Regions from separate parts of the Homo sapiens genome. Here region 1 is linked to region 2. Evidence: read pairs that join two places in POLR2A ChIA-PET (ENCODE). Cell type or tissue: GM12878. All regions are shown on one strand. Region 1 overlaps BMF (Bcl2 modifying factor). Region 2 overlaps FSIP1 (fibrous sheath interacting protein 1).

Region 1 (5,000 bases), 450 kb after region 2:
CAAACTCTGTTTCATCCCACACAGCCTCTGCCCTAAGCACAAAGCGTGTTCCCTACGCTCCCTGGATAAGAATCTCCCTCTGCCTCTCCCCTTTTCAGATCCAATTCATACCCTCTGGGGGCTCTGTGTGTCACCAGTGTTCCAGATGCTCCAGCTAGAGCTAATTCACCCCAAAGTATCAGAGGAAGAAGCAAAGCGAAGCCGTGTGCAGCTCTAAAAGAACCTAACTCACAAAATGCAAATTTACCAAACAGAGAGCAACTTATAATATCTCAGATACAGAACAGAGCACTTTCCTTTCTTCTCATGTGATCCTCACGATAGGAAGAGCAGGTATTAATCAACCCATTTTAGAGCGACGGAAACAATGGCTCAGAAAAGTCATCCCAAGTTAGTTGGGAGGGGTGTAATTTGAGGCCCTGACTTCTGACTCCAAAGCTATGTTCCTTCACTAAAATTTTACAGTGTGTTTATTGACATTATGAAAATAGCATTACCTTTTTCAAAGCAAATCACCACTGATCTGCTCCCCTAGTATGCTTAAAGACATTGTTTCCAGATCATTAACTATTTAGTAAGGACGCTGTGGACCAGAAAAAAATAACCCTTTCAGAGGCAGAGCTAACTGAAGATCAAACAGAAATAAAGCTAAAACTGGTCTGAAATTATAACTTCAGACTGTGATCTGAAACCACACTCAATCTCTTCAAAATGCAGAATTGTCTATACTCTAGGGGAAGGTGCACAGTCCACGATGTGAAGTTTTCCTCCCTCTTCCCTTTTCCCTGTCATTCTCTAAACCTACTCAGGCCAAGGCTGAAAGAAAGAGCCTTGCAATTAAGAACAGGAACATTGAGAGCAGGAAAATTCCTGCTTGAAGGAAGCTAGGAAGATGTTTTCTGTTGAAATAAGGACATTTTAATGAAGCACCCAACTGAGCTATCAAGCACCCAACTGAGCTACCAAGCACCCAACTGAGCTACCAAGCACCCAACTGAGCTACCAAGCACCTAACTGAGCTACCAAACACCTGAGCTACCAAGCACCCAACTGAGCTACCAAGCACCTAACTGAGCTACCAAGCACCCAACTGAGCTACTAAGCACCCAACTGAGCTAAGAGTTATGTGGATACAAAGATGATTAAAATATTATAAACTTGGTTCTCAATTGTTTTACAATATAATGGGGAGAAGAGCAAGAGCACCTAGCTGAGTATCACATGAGGCAGAGCGGGTTGGGGCAGCAAATGTGTGCTTCCTTGTACCCTTGTTTTCCGGAATGTGATTGCTGGGCAGCAGGTATGGGGCGATTGGACCATGGTTCCAGAATCCATCAAATCTGTATGACGCCTAGCTCAGCAAATTACGGTGTGACTTGGACATGTTACCTCACTTCTCTGAGCCTCAGTTTCCTATAACACAGTGGCAATGGAGTCTAAAAGTCCAAGGTTGCTGTGGTGATTACGTAAGAAAAATATACATGAAGCACTGGGCCTGGGGGCTGCAAGGAGCAGGCTCCTCCTTCCCTGGGGAGCACAAGGAAAACCTGGGACTCACTGGCTTTGCAGAGCACGTCTCTCAATATGCTCTGCAACAGGGCCGGCCTGGGGAGCACCATCTTCCCGGCAGACTCACGAAATCCCTGGGAGATCCCTGACTTTCTGCTTTGAGACTGCCCACAGCAGCCACAGGCCATGGGGCTCAGGATTCTAGGCTGCCAGGGTAAGCCAAGGATTCTGAAACCCAGAGGGCAACCCCTTGGACCCAGTGGGCCCACTGCCTCAGACTGCTTCTGACCCAGAGGCCCGAGGAACGAGCAACGTGGCAAAACGGAAAAGGAAAAAAAAGACTCCTTGCCAAGAGCTTCCTCAGCCCAGCCAGCAGTGTTAACAGGACATTGAAGCCACCATGGCCACGCCCATTGCTTCTCTAAGGAAAAAAGAGCAGTCCGAAGCCAGCCAGCTCTCAGTGGAAGATGGCAAGGCTTCCTCTAACGCAACTGGAAGACACTGGCTCCAGCCACTGGGGGTTGAGGGGTACGGTTCGGGGACAGAGCTGTGCTGCACCATCCATGTCCCCAGACCCTTGTTTTGCACCTCCACAGCCTGGAGGGAGGAACTACTGAGACCCTTACTCAGTTTCCTTCAAGCTGAGAACAGCTCCATCAAACTACTGGGCAACTTCTTCAGAGCTCAGAAGGGCACAATGGTGTGTGCCCTGGTTAAAGAAGGGAGAGGGAGGGGGTTCGGGGGACAAGCCTGTTGTGTGTATTATGCTATGCAAAATAACCCCAGGTTCTGACACTCGACTTGGGGTCTTTTCAGCTGACTGTTCATGTCCTGTCCAGGACCAGGTCAAGGCAAACCAGGCAAGGAGGAAGGATGGAACCCTCCCCTTCACACACGGACTGATTGTGTGCTCTGGTCATGGAACATGACCTCTTGGCTGCCAGACATGGATCAAAAGGCAAACCAGTCATTTTTCTTTAACCTTCTTTCTTTGTGTCTCCCTTAGTCCCCTCCTCCCATCACCCACTTTCCAAAAAAAAAAGCCAATTTCCATCCCATGGCAGGCCTTGGTGGGGAGGGAATGAACTCTCCGGAACTACAAGGCCCTTCTCCTGGAAGAGAGAGCAGTCAGGTGCAGAGTGTGTGGGGAACTCAGCCTCTAGTCTGCCACGCTGATGACTCAGAAGCTAAATATAGCGAGCGATATAAACAGAGCCAGCCACAGAGCAAACACAGGGCCCCCAGCCCCGGCGCTGGCTCTCACGCACTCTGGCTCTCCGCAGTCCCTCCCCCAGCCTCATTCTTCCCCTGGCACTGTCCTAGGTGGGCCTCCCACTCCTGGGACAGAGGCTGGCTTCCTAGGGACCCATCTCACTCTATAGCAAACCTCTGGGGCCCCTGCCCGGGGCTGTCCCATCTAGACGCTGAGCAACCTAGTTAGCCAGCTTAAGTTCCAGAAAACCACTCACTAATAACTAGAGAATCCCAAAGTGTCAGGAAGCAATCAGGGGCTCCCTGAACAAAGGATCCAGTCTGCTAGGCAGAGAAGCTGCTAGTTAATAAACCATGCAAACACCAACTCGGGTACAACTTCCAAAAGAGCTCCCCAAATTACAAAGTCAGGTCCAAGCAAAATCCTAAAGTCATCTTTTAACATATTTCTAAAAGTACTCAACTGTCCCTGACTTAATAGTTATTTGTATCACAACTCCTAAAGGCCCTTCACATCAACTAGGCAAGGTAAGTATTAGAAACCAAGACTAAGCCGGGTGCAGTGGCTCACACCTGTAATCCCAGCACTTTGGGAGGCCGAGATGGGCGGATCGCCTGAGGTCGCGAGTTCAAGACAAGCCTGACCGACATGGAGAAACCCCGTCTCTACTAAAAATACAAAAATTAGCCAGGCATGGTGGTGCATGCCTGTAATTCCAGCTACTCAGGAGGCTGAGGCAGGACAATCACTTGAACCCGGAGGCAGAGGTTGCAGTGAGCCGAGATCGCACCACTGTACTCCAGCTTGGCAAGAAGAACGAAACGCTGTCTCACCAAAAAAAAAAAAAAAAAAAAAAGGCTTGGAGAGATTACATGATTTGCCCACGAACACATAACTTATAAGTGGCAGAGCTGGGATTTTAACAGATCTGCCTACAAGTCTAGGATCCTTTTTGTGATATTACAGCTAAAGATGGTTTCAACTGAGTGGCTGAAAGTTTTCTCAGATTTCATTTGCCAAAAAGTCTAATTACTATTCAGAGATTTCCAAACCCGGCTTTTCTGAATGGAGCCACTCCTGGTCCAAGTGAAAAAGCCATTTCCAACATGAAGAATTCCAACCCTCCTGTAGCTTTACTCACTCGACTGTTTACAGTAACTACTGTTTTTGAGGATTCTTGGCTTCTTAACATTGCCCAGAAATACCCCCAAATGTCATGATGGGCCACTGGGACAGAAGACTCTCCCAAGGGGAGGGGATACCACTTCCTGCCCCTCCTTAGGCTCGTGCTGAATGAGGCCATGGCACAAGGACAGGAAAGCTGGGGCTCAGACCTTCTGGCCAGGGCAGCCCAGGGGCTCAGGGAGGAAGTACATCTGCACCATGCTCTTCCATGCAGAAGCTGGACACAGAAGCACCACAGCACCACCCTCAAGATAAGTCATTATCAGCAGACCATCGGGGGTCCCTGCCACAGTTTGTCAGCTCACAGAGGAGCAAACAGGGGAACCTTCACTCCTGCCCCGGCCAAAGGAAGGTGGGATGTGTGGTGAGGTTCTGAAAGGTTTTTACCTCCACTCACTCTGCCTCCAACTCTCTTGCTGCTTTGGAGACACAAAGAGCTGAGGCGGAGCACCCTGCTAACTCTGATCTTCTGCCTCCGGTTTTTTGCCTGTGGATCTGGAAGAGTCACCCTGAACTGGTAACTCGGGTGACCAGGCTAGTCCTCCACCTAGCAAGGCTCTTGGGAAATGCGCTGAAAGTGCAGATGGCCCACGTAAAACGACACCCAGGGAAACTTGGAACCTGTTGCATCTGGAGCCAGGTCGATACACTCAATTGGGATTTCATGGCATCAGCACGCCCCCTCCCTCTGCTCCATACCTCCAAGGGAGAAGGTCGTTCTGGTGCAAAAAAACGAGTAACTCAGGTCTGTAACCAGGGACAAAAAGGGGGAGTGCACACTCTCCACAGGACTATGGACCAGTGGCCACTGTCTAGCCCCAGGACACTATCCCAGATGTAGGGGAAAGGTGACGGTCAGGCCTCCTCAAGTCCCATCTGCCTCTAGGGTTGCTTTTCTTGGCTCTCTAAATCCAGCCCGCAATGATGGGGAATGACTATCATTCCCTGAAGAGAAATCGATAAGGCCAAGGTCCACAGATGATCAGTCTGGACACTAATTCCTCTGGACCAGGCAGGTGGAGGGAAGTTCAGGGGAGGCAGCTCTGCTCAGGGAGTCCCCTGCCAGGTGGAGTGGGAAATGAATTGTGAACCA
Region 2 (5,000 bases):
TGAGATGGGAGGAGTACTTGAGCCCAGGAGTTTGAGCTTTACAGTGAGCTATGATTGCACCACTGCATTCCAGCATGGGATACAGAGTGACACTGTGACACACTGTCTCTTAAAAAAAAAAAAAAAGTCTAATGGAAATGAAATCACCACTTAACTTCATAAAGGTATCCACATTTCCTTGTTCATTGCAGCATTATTCACAATAGTCAAGATACTGAAACAACTGAAATGTCTGTTGATGGATGAATGGATACAGAAACTGTGATATACACACATACAGAGAAATATTATTTAGCCTTAAAAAAGGAGATCCTGCCATTTGCCACACGAATGAACATGGATGACATTATGCTAAGTGAAATAAACCAGACACAGAAAGAAAAATACTGCATTATTTCATTTATATATGGAATCTAAAAAAAGAAAAACAAAGTTGAATACATGAAGATAGAATAAAGTGGTTGTTACCAGGGGTGATAGAAGTAGTTGTTACCAGGGATGTGGTGAGACTGGTAGGAAATGGGGAGATATACATAAAAGGATACAAAGTTGCAGACATGTAAGATGAACAAGTCTGGAGGTCTAACATACAACATGAGGACTATAGTTAGTAATACTGCCTTTTATTTGAGATTCTTGCAAAAAGAGTAGATTTTACGTGTTCTTTCCACACATACGCAAAGAGGGTAACTATGTGAAATGAATGTGTTAATTTGCTTGACTATAATAACCATTTCACAATGTATATCAAAACATCATGTTGTATACTTCAAATATATATAATTTTAAAAAAGTGGTTTTTTTGGTGGTCAAAAAAAAGAGATACAAAAACAAAAGCCCTGTGGATGCATCATCTGGGGTTTATTCCACTTGACATATGAGACTCTGCCTTATGGTAGGGCTCAGGTATCCACCTCTGTCCCTTCTGGCCCTGGGCATGCCAAACCTACACCCAGAAGAGACTTGTGCTACCCTTTCCACATCTTTTCTACCCCATGACATCACTGGTATGTTACTCAGATTTTGGTGTTTTCTAACAGTCTCAGGACATAGGAAAAAAATTTACACTTAAAGCTTCAGAACAGCCATTCAAAAAATTATCACTTAATAGAATGAAAACACACATGTACCATGAATAGGAGAGGGAAGGCATTAAAAAAAAAAGACTTCTTAAGGTCAATTTTCCAAAAGGTCTATGTTTAAATGTTCTAACAAAATCTACTGCATAAGGACAAATAGATATTAAACTGTTATATTGGGAAAAATACTGCATGACATAGAATGTCTGAAATCCAAAAATAAATTAATATCACTACGCTTTGCCCTTTAATCAAAAGTAAGTTAGTCACTGGTATTTAATGCACACAAGAATCTAGTATAACATGGACACATGAAGGGGAATATCACACTCTGGGGACTGTGGTGGGGTGGGGGGAGCGGGGAGGGATAGCATTGGGAGATATACCTAAGGCTAGATGACGAGTTAGTGGGTGCAGCGCACAAGCATGGCACATGTATACATATGTAACTAACCTGCACAATGTGCACATGTACCCTAAAACTTAAAGTATAATAAAAAAAAAAAGAAAAAAAAAGAATCTAGTATAAAATTGCTACCAAAAAAAAAAAAAAGAAAAATTAGAGAAACTTGAGATTGTACTGGCAGCTTGAAATTTTCTAGAATTCTAAATTTTAATTTTAGTCTCTACCTTAATATAAGATATTTGCCAAATGTCCATAGAATTGAAGGTTTTGTACTACTCACTAACAATATATAATGTTTGCTTAACTTGGGTTTGATGTAGACCAGTGGTTCCACAAACTAGATCATAACCTTAGAAGGTGAGACATACGCATCGTAAGTTCTTAAAAGTTCTCCAGGTGATTCTCATCTGCCGTGGTTGGGAACCACTGACACAGACCAATGCTTTCCAAGACCCCACCTTGTTAGGAAAAGAAAACACAAGTATAGCAGTTAAGAACCCAGGAGTAACTCAGAAGAAGTAAGTTAAACAGATTTTTAAAATTATAGTGATGTAAATAAGATACTAACATTGGTGCCCAAAAGTAAAGGTAGGTTGGAAATGGTGAAATGTGTGATGTAATTGGTAGTTTGGGGCCTATCAGGGAGACTTCTTGGGAAAGTCTTAATTATAAACTGAATTATAAAGGTCAAGAGTCAGTAAATCACAGAATAAAGAGGCAGGCATTTTAAAGATGACCCCTTCAAATAATCTGAGCATTCAAGCCACCAAGTAATAATGACTATAATTATCATGTGTTCTATCTTTATTTTATATCATTATTTAAAAAGGAAAGCTATTTCAGACTGGGATTTCTTGTGCAAAGTTTTTTTTTTTTATTTGGGTTTTTTGTAACTTATGGAAAATATTTCACCCAAAAAGGAATGGAAATCTTTATCCAGCCTAAGAGTGAGTGGAAGAGAACTAAGCAAACGGAAACAACCAATAGCTCAAAAGCTGAGTACCATAAACACCTACACATTTGACTGGACACGATTTCAGTCTTCTTTAAGAGGAGGGACTTAAGAGTCTTAAGAGTTTTCAGCTGGAATAAGATGTATAAGGATAAATTATGTTTATTCACATAAACTGTTTTGCAATATGAAAAGACCAAAAACACCTGTAAAGCCAGTGTGGCTCCCACTCCAGGAACTCTAGCTGGTAATGTTTCCTGACAGAGTAATTTATCCTAAATTTCACATCCTGCAAGCATAAGGGTCAAATATATTTTAGTCATAAAGACACTATAAGTTTCCGAGTAGAAATGCTTCAAGTTTTCAATCTCCAAGAACATTTGTCCCACCTATTCTGATAATACTTTACTATCCCTTTGTTTTTCAAGATACCAGAAATGACTGAGATGGAATTTACTCTAGCTTACTTCTTATATTTAAAAAGATCTCTTGCTTTTGCATTTATCTAGGCACATATAAAAATCAATATGTGACCTACTACTACCCAGACAGAGGTTAGCATCATTTTCTAAGGCTCCTTGCTCTTCACTGTACTTTGGTCTTTTCCATCCCTGCCTGACTCTACACCACTCTCAGGCTATTCTTCCCAGACACTTTTTCTACTCTGCCGTCGTCCTCTGCCCAGGAACCAACAAAGCGTTCCCTGTCGGATCAAGTCCTGAACACTCAGCTTGACCCTCTCTAATCAGAAGAATCTGCCTCTTCAACTTTATTTCCACGTTCCCCAACCTTTTCATTCTAATTAAGCCAATATCCCGATTGCCTTCCATAGAAATCATGTTTTCACTCACATACCTACTCAGTAAACACTTATTGAGTGCCAGCTGAGTGTCAGGCCTCGTGCTCATTTCTGGCCCCACACTTTTGTTCCTGCTGGCCTGGCTCAAATGCCAAGTCCTCCACAAAGCTCTCTTCAGCTGTGCTGATTCCCCACTCAGCGTCCTTATCCTCGGGATTCCCCACATCAGCATTCGCAACCTGAACTCACACAGCACTTTTCTAGAATACTTTCAGACATTCTGTTTCAAATAAATTTGGAAACTCTGGTTCAAACTCAGTTGGACAGGTTTCTCTACTATGGAATTCTCAGAGGCTTTAATAAGCTACCATCAGTTGTGAATTCCTAAGAGGGTTATATAATATTCAGAATTTCACAAAATTCCTTGGCCATAAAAATTTTACAGTATAATTGCTGAAATCCCAGGACAATCTTATTTGGGAAATGTTGCCTACTATTATTTAAAATTGGTACCACACAATTTATCACTTAATCACATTGCTGGCTATATGGTATCATCCTGTTACTTCTCTGTCTTCTTTCTATACATCTTTGTCCTTTTCAAATACCCAAAATATTAAGTCCTCCCTTATGACTAAAAGTAAAGAGTAAACCAAAAAATACTGTCTCAACCCTTGGGGAAAGTTTTCTAATATGTATTTATTTACCTCCCTGCCTTAGTAAGCAGTACAATCAATGGATCTTTGATGGCTGAGACAGGTTGAAATGGCAAAAAGACAACAGCACCACTTTTGAAAACGACTTTATGTAGACCACCTCCCTGGCCTCAGCGTCCTCATCTGAACAAGAAGGGAACTTCCCAGTTCTGACGGTCTATCGTACAGCATCTCAGCGTTGTGATTCTTAAATAAGTATTCACTGTACAATCCTATAAAGGTAAGAGCTAAACAATCAGATATCACCCCCAGAACATTCTTCGGAAGTCTCTGTGCTCTGCTTTCTTACTAATATAATAATAGCTTGTTTTCTTATGATTTTCCTCCTTCGAATAAAAACAATTCCTATTAATTTAGGTTTCCTGTCATTTGGCTTTGAGTTAACACAGGCTTTACTTGACAGGGAAGGGAATGACTCGGCAATCACAGCAACAGCCACACCTGCAGTGCTCCTTCGTTTCCCAAGTGCAGCCAGTAACTGGTCAGATGGAGTCCCAGAGGGCATGGGCCACAGAGAGAGGAAGTCATCTGATGGGAGGGTGGGCATGAACCCATGGACATGAACCCATGAAAAACAGCTGTCATGTGTCTCCATATCTAGTTATACTTCAGGTTCTAGTGGATGAACAACCAACCAACCAATTTGTTTTATAATGTAGGGTTTCCTAAGTTAACAAATCTTAAATTTCTTAAGCTTCCAGAGCCCACTGGAAAAAGATCATCACAATTCTAAGACTCTGGAAATGATGAATGTCAAAACAATCTCTATTCCATTATTCCAATAAATTTTGTGACATTGATGTGATTTTCACACAATGTTTAATGCAAAATGACAAGCAACTCAAATTTCCATATTATTCTTTTAACCATCTGTAAAAAATAGATAAATATGACATCTGGTGAAAGCTCTAATGAATGAAAAGTGCATTATTTCCTCCTCACAGCAGGTGTGTGACTTTGGGCAAGTTACTTCTCTAAGCCTCAGTTTTCTCATCTGTAAAATGGGGCTTATTTCATAGAGTTGTCCTGGGTGTTCAAAAAAATAATG

The links. Peaks named below come from ENCODE experiments on the same cell type or tissue, not always from the same donor. Only the 100,000 strongest peaks of a DNase experiment are listed, where the experiment ranks them.
Region 1: POLR2A ChIA-PET joins it to region 2 with 11 read pairs; 3 of 35 experiments call an interaction of 5 or more read pairs at or near these places.

The regions. Positions count from the first base shown.
Region 1 is chr15:40,096,225-40,101,224 of GRCh38, forward strand. The region is part of intron 4 of BMF (Bcl2 modifying factor); the gene reads right to left. Among named protein-coding and RNA genes, the nearest start is that of BMF, 10 kb to the right of the region's middle. RefSeq lists enhancers at 479-528, 1,202-1,715, 2,362-2,931 and a silencer at 1,912-1,961. In GM12878, no CTCF peak of the experiment used is centred here; DNase peaks (open chromatin) are centred at 237 and 2,677; H3K4me3 peaks cover 3,923 bases; H3K27ac peaks cover 5,000 bases.
Region 2 is chr15:39,646,595-39,651,594 of GRCh38, forward strand. The region is part of intron 10 of FSIP1 (fibrous sheath interacting protein 1); the gene reads right to left. Among named protein-coding and RNA genes, the nearest start is that of THBS1-IT1, 63 kb to the left of the region's middle. In GM12878, no CTCF peak of the experiment used is centred here; no DNase peak of the experiment used is centred here.